2 separate regions of the Homo sapiens genome follow, and region 1 is linked to region 2. Evidence: chromatin loops called from intact Hi-C (ENCODE). Cell type or tissue: Caco-2. All regions are shown on one strand.

Evidence for each region. Peaks named below come from ENCODE experiments on the same cell type or tissue, not always from the same donor. Only the 100,000 strongest peaks of a DNase experiment are listed, where the experiment ranks them.
Region 1: a loop joins it to region 2, with 4 times the contacts of the local background. A loop is called at or near these places in 3 of 110 quality-filtered maps.

The regions. Positions count from the first base shown.
Region 1 is chr17:61,457,329-61,465,328 of GRCh38, reverse strand. TBX4 (T-box transcription factor 4) reads right to left here. Exons shown (of 9, transcript NM_001321120.2): 3 at 7,698-7,792. LOC124904042 (a long non-coding RNA gene) reads left to right here and starts at 4,487. Exons shown (of 2, transcript XR_007065872.1): 1 at 4,487-4,941; 2 at 7,082-8,000. RefSeq lists enhancers at 887-1,548, 2,212-2,874. In Caco-2, a CTCF peak has its summit at 1,532 (motif pointing left); DNase peaks (open chromatin) are centred at 1,908, 2,608, 3,608, 4,328 and 1 weaker place; H3K4me3 peaks cover 1,514 bases.
Region 2 is chr17:61,547,965-61,555,964 of GRCh38, reverse strand. No RefSeq gene overlaps it. Among named protein-coding and RNA genes, the nearest start is that of NACA2, 39 kb to the left of the region's middle. In Caco-2, a CTCF peak has its summit at 4,605; no DNase peak of the experiment used is centred here.

The DNA of each region.
Region 1 (8,000 bases), 91 kb after region 2:
CTCTGGGTCATGCCTCTGTGGAAATCCTTAGGCCTAAAACCAGCTTGCAGGAAAACAGGAGACTGCTGTCCAAAACCCTGCTAGGTTTGGGTTCTTCCAGTGTGTCTATCGGGGGTACTTCTCCCTGTGAACACCTCACCTGGACCTGTGCACCCTGAGTATCAGGGGAAAGTCGGTCCAGGAGCCTCATGGATAAGAGAGGGCATGGATTCTGAAACCACCTGCCATGGTCACAGCCTGGACCCCACTGATAAGCCTTAGGCAACTTGCTTGAACCTCTCTGTGCCTTGGTTTCCTTATCTCTAAAATGAGGATAACATTACCACCTATCTCATAGATTGCTGCGTGAATTACCACGGACCCCTGCTGCACTCCTCCCTCAGCAAAGTAAATGGAGAAGTGGTATGACCTACTTCTGTGAAAATGGATTCACCAAAACCCAGAAAGTTTGTCATTTCCTGCAGCCCATGCTGAGGCTGTCAAGGGCCCTGAGGTTCGAGGCACATTCTAGAGGGGGCTTCCGCACACCCCTCAGCACATACGCACACACAACAGCACAGCGCATACACAAACGCTCTGGGCACAGCTCCCTCCCCTAGTCACTAGGTCCCTGACTTCACCAGAGGGAAGAACGGAACTTCCCACGATCCTCCTCAGACTCCATCCCCCACCCCAGCTGATCTTCCACAAAGGTGTTCCCCAAGAGAAACAGGATCCAAACCTAGCTGAAGACACAGTGAAGACACTAAGCCCCACTGAGCTGTGCCACTGCCCGGCTGGTCCACTCTGGGACAACCATCAGGTGGTTCTCTGCCTCTCACTAACCCAAGACAGTACGGGACCCTGGAGAAGCTGTCCAAGATGCCACAAACAGCTGATCAGAGGCCCCTATTTTGTCACCAGGGGCACCAGCTTACCTGGACAGAACAGGGCTTCCAGAAAGGATCAAGGCCTCTATAAGCTGGCGGGCCCTAAGCCCAGGCGAGGACCCCGACCGAGGTGGAGGGTTCACTTCCTTGCCAGCCCACGCCCCACCCAGCCCCGCCTGTGCCCCTCTCTTGCTGGAGGAGAGGCCTGTGCAAGCACTGCAGGGCGGGGACGTGGGGATGTGGGGTGTGTGTGCCCAGGCGCATGTGAGCGGTGTGCAAGTGCGCATGTGTGGATGTGTGCGTGCCTGGAGGGAGGAGGGAAGTTCTAGCTGCAAGTCTAGGGACTTATAAACCTTGTGGAAGAATTTGTCTCAGATGTCAATTGAAAGCATTTTCAAATACCCACCCCACCCCCTCTCCAGGAATGGGGGAAGTGAGGGGCTCAGGAACCCAACCCTGCCTCCTGCTTACCAGCCCCCCTATGGGGCCTGGGGGCGCAGCTGGATCTTGCACCACCCTTTCCCGGCCCTGCCTCTCTCCTGGTGGGCCAACAGCTGAAGCAGGGAGGGCAGCAGCTGCCTCACCTCCCCCTTCCCTGGGGTAAGGCCAAGAATCCCGCCCCCTGCAGGCCACCATTTTGTAACTGCCACAGAAACAGCCACAAAATGGGGCAGCCCTGGCCATACTTGGGCTGGCCTGGCACCGGGGGCCTGCACTCAGCTTGTTTCCTGTCATCATTCCAGGTGGCAACAGCAGAGGGCAGCCATGGCTTCCCTCCAGGGCCAGTGTCCACATAGGGGGCCAGGAGCGAAGGGCTCACTGCCACTTTGGCACGCGTCATAGCCTAGGCTGAGAGGAGGCTAAGGGGCCCTGGCCTTCCCCTCTCCTTCTCCCTGCTGGGCTTCATTTCCACAGCCCAGGGGGCCAGGCTGACACTAACTAAGTGCTTTCTGGAAGGCCTTTGAGGAGCCTGTTCTCTGCAGCCCCAGCTGGTGTCTTGGGACCTGGCCCCTGCTGGAAGCTGATCGTAGGCCAGATTCCTGACTGATAAGGAGATGTGGGCGTCGGCACAGGGAAGGGGAGTACCTCCCAGCCTCGCCTCCCCTGCCCACCAATTCCCCTCTACCTAAGGCAGCAGCGCTCAGAAGCCGAGGGACAGGGACGTAGGATGTCTGGTCTGAATGGGGAGTTCAAAAGCCCTCTGCTGTGGCCTGAACTGCCTCAGGGAGTTCCATTGCCTTCAATGCAACAGATGTCTAGGTCTTGGCAGGGTCTAGTTGGGGGACTGCTTCTGAGCCATGCAGAACCCACTCTGGGGTGGGGTGGGGGGCCCTAAGCACTACCGTTTCCCTGCCTAGGTGGCTCCAGAAGGAGGAAGGGTCCACCCAGCGTTGGGAAAGGGCTGCCTGTGAAAGTGAGGCCCCCTCTGTCCCCTCCATTGGCTTCCTGCCCAGGTCGAGGGGAGAATTCAAGGCCCCTTGGGCATCTGCCCTTGGGTTCTTGAAGGGACTAAAGTTGGTGCCTAGACGCCTGACTTGGGGGTGTTCCCCAGCGTGGCATGCCTCAGGCGACAGAGGCCAGGCTGGGTTTGGGAGCTGTGACTTCCTGTGAGCTCTGCCTCTCTCATGAAAGGTTTGAAATGATGGAGTGAGATGTAAATTGTTTCTGTGATTTATGACATAGAATGTACCTGAAAACCAACACCCTACGGTGGAAAGCAACGCCTCCCTGTTTGTGTGTTGGGGTGGGGGAGGTGACCAAGAAGGAAGACACTGTGTGTGCCGCCTGTGTCCACGCAGGCCCTGCCACCAGCGCTGGCGGTGAAGCCCGCCTGTCCCGGGCACTCTGCGCTCTACCTCTGGGTCCGCCCCAGCCAGCCCCCTCCTTGCGCGCTCCCCCTCTCCCCTCCCTGCACCCTCTCCCTATGCCCCCTACCCTCTCCCTGCTCCCACCCCGTCCTCCTGTCCCTCCCTCTTCCCAGCCCCTCGGCACGCTTTCCACGTGCCCCGCACCTTCTCTCCGCGCCCCAAGCGCCCTCTCCATGCTCCCCCAGTTCCCCTCGCGCCGTCGGGCTCCCGCGCCCCCAGACAGATGGGGGCTCCCCCGCCCTCCCCACGGCACACGCGGAAACGGCTCCGCCAGGGGAATAAACAAGCCGCCTGCTCGCCGGCCCGGGAGGAGATGAAAGCCCGGGGCTTCTCCTCTGATCATGAAACAGGCTCTGAAAGGGTGCGGAGCTGGAGCCTTTATCTATTCATACTCGGAAATGGCTTTAGAATGAACTGCTAAGATAAGCTTCCTCGGACGTTTCTCGGTGTTGGAGGCGCGCGGGGCGCGGGGCAAGGGTTTGGGGCTTTTTTAATTCTGGCAACAAACCCGTAACTGCGAACTCACTGCTGAGGGAACACGCAAGTTCTAGCTGCGCTGCGAGAGCCGCGGGAGCTCCCCGGCCAAAGCGGTGGCCAAATTCAAGGCGCTTACTCTCAGCCCCTTTCCTGGGGAAAGGGACAGAGACTAGGGGATACCCCTAGATTCTCTCCACCTGGAGGGTCCCCCAAGCCCCAACCCCGCTGCAGCCCCGACTTTCTCGGAGGTCCCTGGGGACTCCAGGAACAGCTACACGGACCCTCCCTTAATGTAGGGGAACACCAGCCAGAAGGGGTCAGAAGTCTAGAGAGCGGTTTCAAAGGTGGGGATGGCTCTGACTGGGCAGGCACACAAGAAGGATTCTGGGGCGGTGGTGGTGATGATCTATTTCTTTATCTGGATGAAGGTTACACGAGTGTGTTTATTTTGTGCAAGTCTGTAAAGCTGCACCCTTAAGACCTGTGGACTCTTCTGTAGGAATGTTCCACTTCAATACATTTAGGTTAAAAATTATATATGTGTGTACACATACACAGGCGCCTTGGAGCTCAGAGTCTGAAAAGAACCCTACAGCAGTGAAATGGCAGGGGTCCCCTTAAAACCCTTTGTTTCTCCAACCCTGATGTCCGTGGGGGCTTTTCAGGAGGAATCCTGGGTGTACGGGGAAGAGGCCAGGGCCCAGCATCCAAGGCTGGGGTTAGGAGTGGGGCTGCTGGTGCCACCTACACTGAGACCAAGCCTTCTGTAGCCAAGTGAGTTCTGATTTTGAAGATAATAAATCGATTTCCACGTTTCACACACATACATAGAGGCATACACACACAGTTTTCTAATTCACCCAAAGCATATTTAAGAAATCTTTTCCCTGAGGGAGGGGCAGGGGTGAGAGTGTGTGGAATGGATGTTGTTTTGGAAGATCGGTTGCTTCTCTTAGATTTTTTTTAAAGGCACTTCCTTCTGATAGACTTTTGCTTTCAGAAAATACTTTAAAAAGAGATCAAAGCACTCTCTCCCCAACCCACTTTCCCAGTGTCTTCAACCCTTACTTCTCTTATCATCCACGCCACTGGGCTCTGACGCTCTGTATACAGAGTGAGGGCAATTGGCTTTGAAGCCCCGGATTAAGCCGGGCCAAATCCTTGCCTCAGAATAACAAACAATACAGGTTCAACAGGAGTTCTCATCGGTAGTTCATTTTTCAAACGCAAATTCACTGTCACTAACACAAGCAACATTGAACTCAACAGGCTATGAAGGCTGATAGTGGAGATTTATCTGGTGGCAAAACCCTGACCTAGGAGTAGGGCAGTGAGACAGTTAGGCAATTTTCATTTTGGGGAGGTTTATATTTAAATTTTTTTGTGGAGCTCACTTTTATCTATGTTTGGGAGAAAATGCAGTTTCTCACATGTATCAAGCTTGGCAGGGATGTGGGGAGGCCAAGAGAGGGATCTGCTGTCTGCGGCTATCAGCACGAACCCTCTGGACACAGAGACCCAAGAGACTGAGACGGGCTGCGGAGGGCTGTGGCCCCCATTTCACACCTGACATGGAGGTCGCTGAGTATTCAGAAACTGGTGGCTCCCACTGTGGTTGGCATTTTATCCACCAGGCCAAATTGTTTGGCAGTTCAAAGTCACTATCCAGTGAAAGGGATTCTTCTCTCTGTCAACCTTCAAGACTCTCAAGGACCCAAAGGGCTAAGGTAGGAAGGAAACTTGTGATCTGAGAACTCAACCTGGCTTGAGAACATTCTGGCTCCCCTTTTCCAGGGCCTGCTCCTACCCAGCCAGATGGCAGTTATCGTGTCCCTAATCAGCCAGGGTCTCTAGGGCAGAGCCACAATCCACACTGAATAGGACCCCGTAAAAAAGCAATCAAGGGAACTTATCAAAGTAGGGGCTGTGTTCTGGGGGTGGGGTGTCTCATCTGTTTTCCTGTGTGGACCTGGTAACTGCCTAACTTCCCTTCTCTGGGGTTTGGTTTACGTTCTCTTGGTTCTCCTCCAGCTCTAGCCATCTAGGAAGCTATGATTCCAGGTTTAGCAGCAGGGCCCAGGCTGACAAATGGACGTGTACCAAGAAGGGTTCCAGTAGAGGCACACAGAATTTGGGGAGCAGGGAGAGGCACTGGACAGGATGTTGAAGAACCACAGCCTGAGTAACGTAGATCAGAGCAATACAGTGGTTGCTGAAGGAGGGGGGCAGCTATGAAGGAGGAAATGGGGTCTGTGAGGGGTGAGGGGTTGGGGGCATGAGACTAGTGATTTTCTTAAGAACCAGACCCAGTGCAAGGATAACTTTCTGCCAGAGAAGTGAAAGGCTGTGATGGATCCATAATTGGCCAACATCATCACAGCCATTTTAGAAATATTATCATAATTCCCTAAGGTCCATCTCTAAGCCTCAACTAGGATCAAGCACAAACATCTGCCTGAAGCTGGCCACCTATGGAAGTATGTGTATAAGTGTATGTGTTGGGAGAGGGAGGAGGAGGACCCATGCAGATGCAGGAAACACTACTGAGGAAAACAAACAAACAAAAATGCCCTTTGTTTAAAATGCCAAAGGCCAGACATGCCCAGAGAACATGCTGGCCAGTTATTTTCAAGAGACAAGGTTATTTCTGCTGCCTAAAAATGGCAGTTCTGAACCTTTCTCTTTCTTACCTTCTTTCCACACTAGCAGGCACAAGAAATAGCCCCATTCCCCTTCGCACTTGATCAAGTGGATTATCCATTTACCAACCATCATCCACGTGATTCCCTGGTTTGAGTTTCACAGTGATAGAAAAGGAAGGGACAGCAGATAGGTCTACGGTCACCATTTCCCTGACACCACTGAGCTACAAGGAGACTGTGACTTGCCCAAGTACACTCAGCCAGAAAGAGGCAGGGCCTGTGACACCTGGCTTCCACTGTCCTCAATGCCTGCTCCATGTCGCACCCTCTGCCAGCCCCTTCATGTGTCTTCCTTCCCTATCTCCATCCCCAAAATACAGCAAGCTCAAGCCCTAAACTAAACCTACTTTCTCTCCTGATAGAGGCCCTGAGTGGTGATGCCACCTCCCTGGCTAAGGCCTGAGGGTGGCCAAGTGCCCAGACCTCCACCCTCAACAAAAGAAAGGAAACTTTATAAGGCCTGCCAGGGAGCAGAGAGGAAGGACCACAGCACCCCATACGCTGCACACAGCAAACCAGCCGGCTTTTTGTTTCCTTTGAATAGTCTATCATTCACTAAGTGGTTCAGCAGAGCTGAGTTCTCTAAAAAGTAGAAGAAAATACTGAGTGGGACGCCAGACACTTCTCTAATTATTGCTAATATTATTCGCTAGCACTTCTTGTGTGCTTGCATGTGACAGGAACTTGGTGCTTTACATACAATGTATGAGGCAAGACCTGTTCTTTTACAGATGGAGTGGGGAGGGAGCAGAGACCATTAAGCACCTTGTCTGAGGTTGCACAGATGAAAGTAGCTGAGTTGGAACTGCAGCCCTCACCCACCGTGGTCTGACTCCAAATTCCTGGCACTTGAGCCTTCATCATCTTATTCCTTCAAAATCCCAATTATGAGACACATCCAGGCAAAGGGACATTTTCACACCTAATCTGTCCTCAGGGACAGAAATCAAGTGTGTGTATGTGCAGGGGATAGAGTGGGTGGGGAGGGAGTTCCTGAACCTGAACTTGCCAGCGTCTCTGTCTACAGCAATCCACCTTCACCTGATAACCGTTCTCCTCCACACTCCTGCCCCCACCCCACCAGCCCCAGCGAATCTCTCACTCACCCCCACCCCCGCCGTGAGTCTTCCTCCTCTCATCCTCTCCTCCCTGTTCTCTCCCACAGACACCAGCGCATTTTAAAGATGTTTCCACTTTATAAATCATCCTTTTCTGGCAGCCACCGAGAGCCGCTCCCCCAACAACACACACGGAGCCCAACGTAGTGCTTTCCCGTTGGCCAGAGATGGGGATGGAAACAGAAGAGCGGCGCCCCTGGGATGAAAAACTTGGGGTTCGAGTCACTCACGAAAATGTATGAAAACTGAACAGCATAGTCTATTTCCCTCTCCCCATCTGCTGAGAGGCATCTCTGGGTCTCCAATCAATGCATTCCTGAGAAACCTCCTCAGGTCCTCAAAGAGAGGAGGGCAAAGCAGCCCCCCAGGGGGCCAAAAGTGCTGGAGCTGGGACTTTTGAGCGTCGCGATCCCTGTTTGGATTCATTTGCATAGCGCTGCCCCTCCCCTCGGTCTTTCCCGCAAGGCCCGCGCGGCTGCGGTGGCCCCCTGCGGGCTTTGGCGGCCCAGTCCCAAGCTGCGAAGGGAGGTGGCACTGACGCCCGAGGAGGCAGAGAGGCCTCCCACAGGCCACCAGGCCGGGGCCGAGAGGACTTCTAAGGGACCTCCCTGGCCCCCCTTGCTCCCCACCGCCATCCCCGGAAGTAAATCTCCCAGCGCTGACCTGCCAGCCTTAGTGATGATCATCTCGGTGCCCGCCTCGTGGAACTTCTTCCAGAGCTCCTTCTCATGCAGCCCCACCTTGATGTTCTCGATGGTCTGGGGATGGGAGGGAGAGAAACTTGTGTCTGCCAGGCCCAGGGCTCCACGCGGAGCCTGAGGAAAGAAGAACCAGACCCGAAGAGCTGTGCGGAACCCTGCCCGCCCGGAGCCCATGGCTCCAGATTTCGTTTCACAGAACGATTTTGAACTATTCGTGAATATAAAAGAATTAATCGGTGGCTAAAACTTCCTCCTTTAAAGCTGC
Region 2 (8,000 bases):
CTTACAAACTATTCATTTAAACAATGTAGGTCCAGTCCAAGTGATATAGAAATTAAAAAAATTTTAAAAACCAATATATGGTTTGAGAGGGAAGCCTTGATTCGAATCAAATTGGACAAGTGTGTGTAAGGAAATATATGTCATTTTTAGCATTTTTGGGTACAGTTAAAGGAAATTCCTAAGCCAGTTTCTTTCTGAAATAGTAAATATATTGTGTATAAATTAGTAACCACAGTTAGAGGATACTCTATTTGTTTTCAATTAGAATTGGGTCTGCTTTTAATCTGGAATATAACATTCATCTACATTATACAAAAAGCAGCCACTTTTATGAAAATGAATCCTAAAGTATGTGTGTCAATATTCAACTATTAAGGATGTCTACATGTTTTTCTATCTGTGTTTTTAAGTTAAAAAAAAAAAGAACAGGGAGAAAAATAGTTATCAAGTGACGTTACAGAAAAAAAAATTGCCACCCACAGATGATCTTATCGCACTGATTCTTGCGAAACAGGTGTCTGAACTGATTTGGGAGCTTTGGTTTTATTTTTGTCAGTATTTAATTTCCTGCCATGCAGCTGCAGTTGGTGTTATGAGATTTATGCGATTAAGTGTGCAAAATGACAAACAAGGCTGTCTGGTGCTCGTCTTCCCTCTTTAGTCAACTAATCACCTTTGGATTCTGGGCTCTGTCAATGAGTGAGTCTCTCACACCAGTAAGCCGCATTTATCAATCTAAACATTTGATCTGCACTGACCGCATTAGTTGGAGGAGAGGTCTAAGATAAAAGTTGCAGTTTGGATTTAGGTAGGCATTTTATAATCCCAGGTTGGAAGTAGGTTCCTTGGTTAAAGTAAGCGTCTTTCTTTCTGGTTACGGTGACACCACAGTCCTGCACATGCACTTCGGTTTAGGTGGGAATCACAGCAGTGATGCCAAGATTTAAAGCCTCAAGAGTGGTAAACTGGTCAAGACCATCTCATCTCGCAGTAATGAGGTTACTTGGAATTCAGAATCATTTATTCTTGGAAGCAAAATGTTCACGGTGAAGGCTCAAGGCTTATACGAAATCACTCTGAGCTGATTTTGGGTGCAGTGGATCACACCTGTAATCCCAGCACTTGGGGAGACCAAGGCAGGTGGATCGCTTGAGGTTTGGGGGAGTTCGAGACCAGTCTTGCCAACATGATGAAACTCCGTCTCTACAAAAAATACAAACATTAGCCGGGCGTGGTGGCATGCGTCTCTAATCCCAGCTACCTGGGAGGCTGAGGTGGGAGGATTGCTTGAACCCAGGACGCAGAGGTTGCACTAAGCCGAGATTGCGCCACTGCACTCCAGCCTGGGGGATAGAGTGAGACCCCATCTCAAACACACACACACACACACACACACACAGGGGATAGAGCGAGACTCCGTCTCAAACACACACACACACAAACACACACACACACAAAACCATCCTGACACCAGTACTACAGTTTGCATCTTTCCCTTGCCCTTTACTTGACACACTTGAGGGATTTGAGGTGATTAACAGCTCTCTGTGTTCAAGGTGATGCCTGCCTTCCTGCAGGTACTATCATCTTAGTGTATTAGTGTAGTAATGACTGGGATTTAGGTAACACTGTCTTAAGGAAGATTGCAAAGTATTTTATGCTTGTTATCTCCTCCCCTTGAAGCACAAGCCAGGATTGTTCTTTAGAGCATTCTGGTGGGGAAACTGAAACGCTATTTAGAGGAGAGGACTTGACCTCGGTCCCACAGATACACAGTGGGAGGTATTTTGGGTCTCTGATCTCCCAATTGCTAACCTGCTATTTCTTCAACTCGATTATCATTTCCTCTCCATTTTTCACAGTGAATAGGAGCCATTAGCTTTTACATTTCACTCCAAGATTTTGTTTTTTGCAACAACAAAATCTCTGGACGGTGGGAAAATACATTTATGTGTACCGGCTTGCATTTGTATCATAGCATATGGGTCTCTGCATATGGTTTGCCTTTTTTTTTTTTTTTTTTTTTTTTTCTGAGACAGAGTCTCTCTCTGTCGCCCAGGCTGGAGTGCAGTAGTGCAGTCTCGGCTCACTGCAACCTCCACCTCCCGGGGTTCAAGCAATTCTCCTGCCTCAGCCTCCAGAGTAGCTTGGATTACAGGTGCCCACCACCGGGCCTGGCTAATTTTTATATTTTTAGTAGAGATGGGGTTTCACTATGTTGGCCAGGCTGGTCTTGAAATCCTGACCTCAAGTGATCCACTTGCCTCAGCCTCCCAAAGTGCTGGGATTATAGGCGTGAGCCACTGCTCCTGGCCGGTTTGGTATATCTTTTTAACAAAACAGCGTGTGACAGGATGGCCTCACTCTGAGTCCTGGAAGGCGAGGCACAGGAGCTGATGAATTTTCTTTGTATGGAGGCCCAAATGCACAATGCTGCCATGTTGTGAATGTGATTGGATAGTGTAGAGATGATGTAGGCCTTCTTTATATTTGGGGCTTCGCTTTCTCTTGTTGCCAGCTTTCATAGGATCCTTTCCTTCACCTGTCCCCGGACCAAACCTCACAATTCACATATGACTGTGGGAGTTGACTAAACTCTTTGTAATTCTATAGAATCCTTTATACAAAGCTGATTACAGCTTTGGTGCTTTGTGTACGACCAAGCCCTCTAACACCCAATTTCTTTTGTCAACATAAATCCTAATTTGAGAAACTTTCTTGTGGTAAAAACACAATCTGATGAAGACATGAATTTGGTTTGACTCACATTTGGCTTGGAAATATGTTGTTGATAAAGGATCCCCCTTAAGCGTATTTTTCAACACAGATATTTCTCACTCTGAATTGATTTTTTATAAAGGGAAGGGAAAGGGAGAGAAGGGACATTAGGAATATTGAACATTCATTTTGTATCCGTCTCTGTCTTACATGTTTTCACAAATCTAACTTGATCAAACATTTTTTAAAAAATGTTATTTCTCCCATTTGAACAGAGGAGAAAATTGAGTGAGAGGTCAAGTAACTTGAACAAGTTCCTTGGTAATAAACTAATAAATAGCAGGACCTAAATTCAAATCCTAGCATGTGGGACAGTTACTGGCCAAGGTATACCAGAGAGGTGCTTGGGTCAATTCAAACACTAATAATGAGTGTCATGGAAGTACTGGAATTAAATCTCACTTAAAGATCAAGTGCACTGGCCTGGCGTGGTGGCTCACGCCTGTAATCTCAGCATTTTGGGAGGCCGAGGTGGGCGGATCACGAGGTCAGGAGATCAAGACCGTCCTGGCTAACACAGTGAAACCCCCTCTCTACTAAAAAAATACAAAATAGCCAGGCATGGTGGCGGCCGGCTGTAGTCCCAGCTACTCGGGAGACTGAGGCAGGAGAATGGCGTGAACCCGAGAGGCGGAGCTTGCAGTGAGCCGAGATCGCGCCACTGCACTCCAGCCTGGGAGACAGGGCGAGACTCTGTCTCAAAAAAATAAAAAAAAATAAAAAGATCAAGTGCACTACATACCCAGCCATGGCCAGCCAGATATTAAATATAAACACAAAAGAAATCTCTTCCAATCCTATATCTTGTGGCATTTGAGATTACGTCTATAATCCCAGCACTTTGGGAGGCTGAGGTGGGTGGATCACGAGGTCAGGAGATCAAGACCATCCCTGCCAACATGGTGAAACCCCGTCTGTACTAAAAATACAAAAATTAGCTGGGCTTGGTGGCGGGTGCCTGTAGTCCCATCTACTCAGGAGGTTGAGGCAGGAGAATCGCTTGAACCCAGGAGGTGGAGGCTGCAGTGAGTCAAGATTGGGCCACTGCACTCCAGCCTGGCGAGAGAGAGAGACTCCGTAAAAAAAAAAAAAAAAAAAAAAAAAAAGACCAGACATGGTGGCTCATGTCTGTAATCCCAGCACTTTGGGAGGCCGAGGCGGGTGGATCACGAGGTCAAGAGATCGAGACCATCTTGGCCAACATGGTGAAACCCCGTCTCTACTAAAAATAAAAAAATTAGCTAGGGCATGGTGATACACGTCTGTAGTCCCAGCTACTCGGGAGGCTGAAGCAGGAGAATCGCTTCAACCTGGGAGGCGGAGGTTGCAGTGAGCCGAGATCGCACCACTGCACTCCAGCATGGTGACAGAGAGAGACTCTGTCTCAAAAAAAAGAAAAAAAAAGAAAGAAAGACAGGGAGAGAGGGAGGGAGGGAAAAAGAAAGAAAGAAGAATGAAGGGAGGAAGAGAGAAAGAAAAACGAGAGAGGGAAAGAAAGAGGAAGGAAGGAGAAGAAAAGAAAAGAAAAAAGAACAGAGTAAGAACAACAACAAAAAAAAAAACCTGTAGTAATCAGGCCCAACACAGACTCAAGCCAGAAGACAGCACTAGACCCTGGGCACACGGAGGTAGAGAAGTCCAGAAGGTGAGAGGAGACCTAAATTCTACCTCATACGCATTTCTGCGTAGGTTCCAGTGACACAACTATCCGTGTGCCTCTGAAAATAATTTCTGTACTTTGGGCAGACTGTAGATTGCCTATGCCTGGTTGATGTTTTTATTCCCTGAAAATTTAATCCTAGCAGTGAAGCCATTCATATTCTCAACAGTAGAGGTCCTCAGTACCATAGTTCTTCAGCAAAGATGCTGAAAAAAAAAATTCTCCAAACCTTGAATTATTTGGCGTTTATGGTTGCTTATGGAACTTAAGTCATTTTATGGATACAATTGTCTATTTTTTATGTCATTAATAAACAAAAAAATTTAGTCCTCATGGTCCGATCTTGGCTTAAAATTTCACAGTCTTTTGTAACAGCTGAAATAATGTGTCAAAAATCAGTTAACAGTGAAATAATTTGAAAAAATATATATAAAGCATTCTCTTAAAGCTTTGGGATAAAAAGACCATGAGAAAATGTTTAGAGAAGATGTTGAAATTTGTTGTGATGAAAGTAAACAGTGATTTTTTGGGAAAGATGGGGGGTGTTGGTTCTGTTTTTCTAAAAACTATCAATTTATGTCTTGTCTATTGTGTTTAGAACTATAGAGCTATAAGATACTTAGGGTTTTTTTGTTTTCTTTGTTTTTTGTTTTTGTCCCAGGGATATTTATTTGAATTTTCTACCTGTAAACACAATTTGCTAACAGCTCCATTTACCCTTTCTTTTCACCAAAATTTGACATTGTCCTTAATCCTCCCAATTCTTTATTCTCCATATAACAATCAGGAAATTTTATCATTTCTACCTCCTATATATTGCATGTCCCATTTTCCATCTCTCGGGCCCCCATTGCCCTAGTTTGGGTCCTTAACTTGGTTGTTATAATTTTCTTCTATCCAGTCTTCCTATTTCTAGTTTCATATCTTTTTAAACCATTCATTGCATATTTATAAAACTGTCTTCCTAAAATGCCATTTCCCTGCTTAACACTTCCAGTGGTTTTCCATCACTGCTGAACAAAGCACAAATTTCCTAGCATAGCCTGCCTGTTCCTTTATAACCTTGTCCCTAACTACCTCTCCAGCTCTATTGTTTTCTTCCCTTTTTACCATAGCCCTCAGATCTGTATTCCAACCACACACTGAACTGAACTACTAAGAGTTTCTCAGATGCATCAAATTGTTTCAACCTTTCTGTCTTCGCATGCTGTTTTTCTCCTGAATATTACTATTCTTTCTTCCCTTATTCCTTGTTTACCTGACCAGTACCTAATTCTTCCTTTAAGATCCAGGCCAAGTTATCTTTTGCATTGTAAAACATTTCCTGAACCTCAGGCATTACCTTCTTTGTGCCAACATTCTATATATTCTTCCACTGCCATAGACCCGGTAGTATACTAGCTATTTCTCCTGCTAAACCAATGATTCTCAGTGGTGACAGAGAGTGTGCTGGGGGCAGTGCAATTTTGCCCATCAGAGGACATTTGGCAATGACTGGATCCATTTTTTATTGTCACAGCAATGGGGTGGTGGTGGTGCTACTGGCATCTATTGGGTAGAGGCCAGAGATGCTGCTGAACATCTTCTCATGGCCAGGACAACCTCCCACAACAAAGAATTATCCAGTCAAACATGGGTAGTACCAAGGTTGGGAAACTCTGTGTCAGACCTTAAAATTGTATCTTTTTAAAAAACTTTGAATCCTTAGAACCTAGAACAATGCCAAGCAAAAATTAGGCACTAAATAAATATTGGTTGAAGGAGTGAAAAATTCCATAGAGTTATCTAAAGGGAATCCATTCAAGGATTTTAAAAATATATTATTTGGAAAAATAACCAGAGCCCAAATTCAATCACATTCAAAAGTATAATTTGACATTTATCTTAAAATTTCCTTAATAATGCATAGAAAGACTAGATTAAGATTTTGAACTGATTATATGCCTGTTTCTCCCAAAAAAGTCATAAAATGTCAAAAAACAAGAAAAAGTCTATCAGATTACATATTTTGAAGAACTCCTGAAAGAGACCATAGCCGATGGAAGGGAGGAAATAATCAAAGAAATAATAGAAGAAAATTTCCCAGGTCTGAAGGCAGATGGAAAGGGCCTGCATCGTGGGCTTACCTCAAAATACCAAGAATAAAGACAGGAAAAACCATCTACAAAAGCGTAGATTTTACATTGGCATTTCATGTCTAATTACTAGGACTAGATACCAAAATTATATTGAGATGAAATAATAGCTCAATATAATGAGGGAATATTATCTTAAAACTAAAATATTATTCCTAGTTAATTAATATTTACATAGTGAGACAAAAATTAAGACATTTGCAGACACAGTAAGACTTAGAAGTTTACCACCCACAAATTTTCTCTTTAGAGAATTACTAAAAGACATAAGCCATCCCAACCCCTGCCAAAAAAGGAATTCAGAGGACTATAAGAGATATCAGAAACAAACGGTAAGCAAAGAAGTAAAACCTAGAATAAGTCTGATGATATTCAAGCATAATGAAAAATAGTTAACAACAACCTGGAACTAAAGTACCAGATGACTTCAATGTGTGAAGTAGAAGAAGAAAGACAAAAGTACAAGAAAGAAGATGAATGTTTGCTAAGATTCGTGTTGGGGCCAAGAGGTGCCTAGATATATACACAAATGATTTTAAAAAGAGAAAAATTAGAAAGCTTAATGTAAAATGTAAAAGAATCCATTAGGAAAATGGAATATATAGTTTCCAAAACAATAAATAAAGGGAAAAAGAAGAAATAAATAAATCCAACAGAAGACAATAAAAAAAGAAACAATAGTAAATAGAAAACATAAAGTGAGGTAGCAAGATTAAGTCAAAATATACCGGTATTCTTAATAAATGTAAACCTGTTAAATTTTCCAATTAAAGGACAGAAAATCCAATTAGGTTTTAAAAAAATCTTGTCATATGTTATTTACAAGATTCATATATAAGATAAAATGATGAAGAAAAGTTTGAAGTGAAGAAATGGAAAAATCTATCCCAGATAAATGTTAAAATAAGGAAGCAGATATAGTAATATTAATTTCAGACAAAATACTAGTTTTAGTGTAAAAGATGAAAAACGACAAAAGGGACAAGGATTTTTCATTTTGGTAAAAATATAATCCATCAAGAAGAAATAAGAATTTTGAACTTTTATGAACAAGAACATAGCTTTAAAATATACATTATTCAGTAACAATTGACAGAAATACAAGAAGAAATTCACAAATCCATAATTAAAGTGTAAGAGTCTAACAACTCTCTCTGAGAAATCAGATGATCATGTACACACACAAAGTAAAGACATAAGGATTTAAACTAACAATCAAACAAACAAATCTAAACAATACACATAGAACATTATACCCAGGAAAAGCATAATACATTTATCTTCAAACATCCATGGAAGATTCTCAAAATTCAGCCATGTATTAAATTGTAAGGGAAATATTAATAAATACCAGAAAAACAGAAATCTTATGTGACATGAATTTCCAATCACAATTCAATAAAATTAGTGATTAGTAATTAATAAAG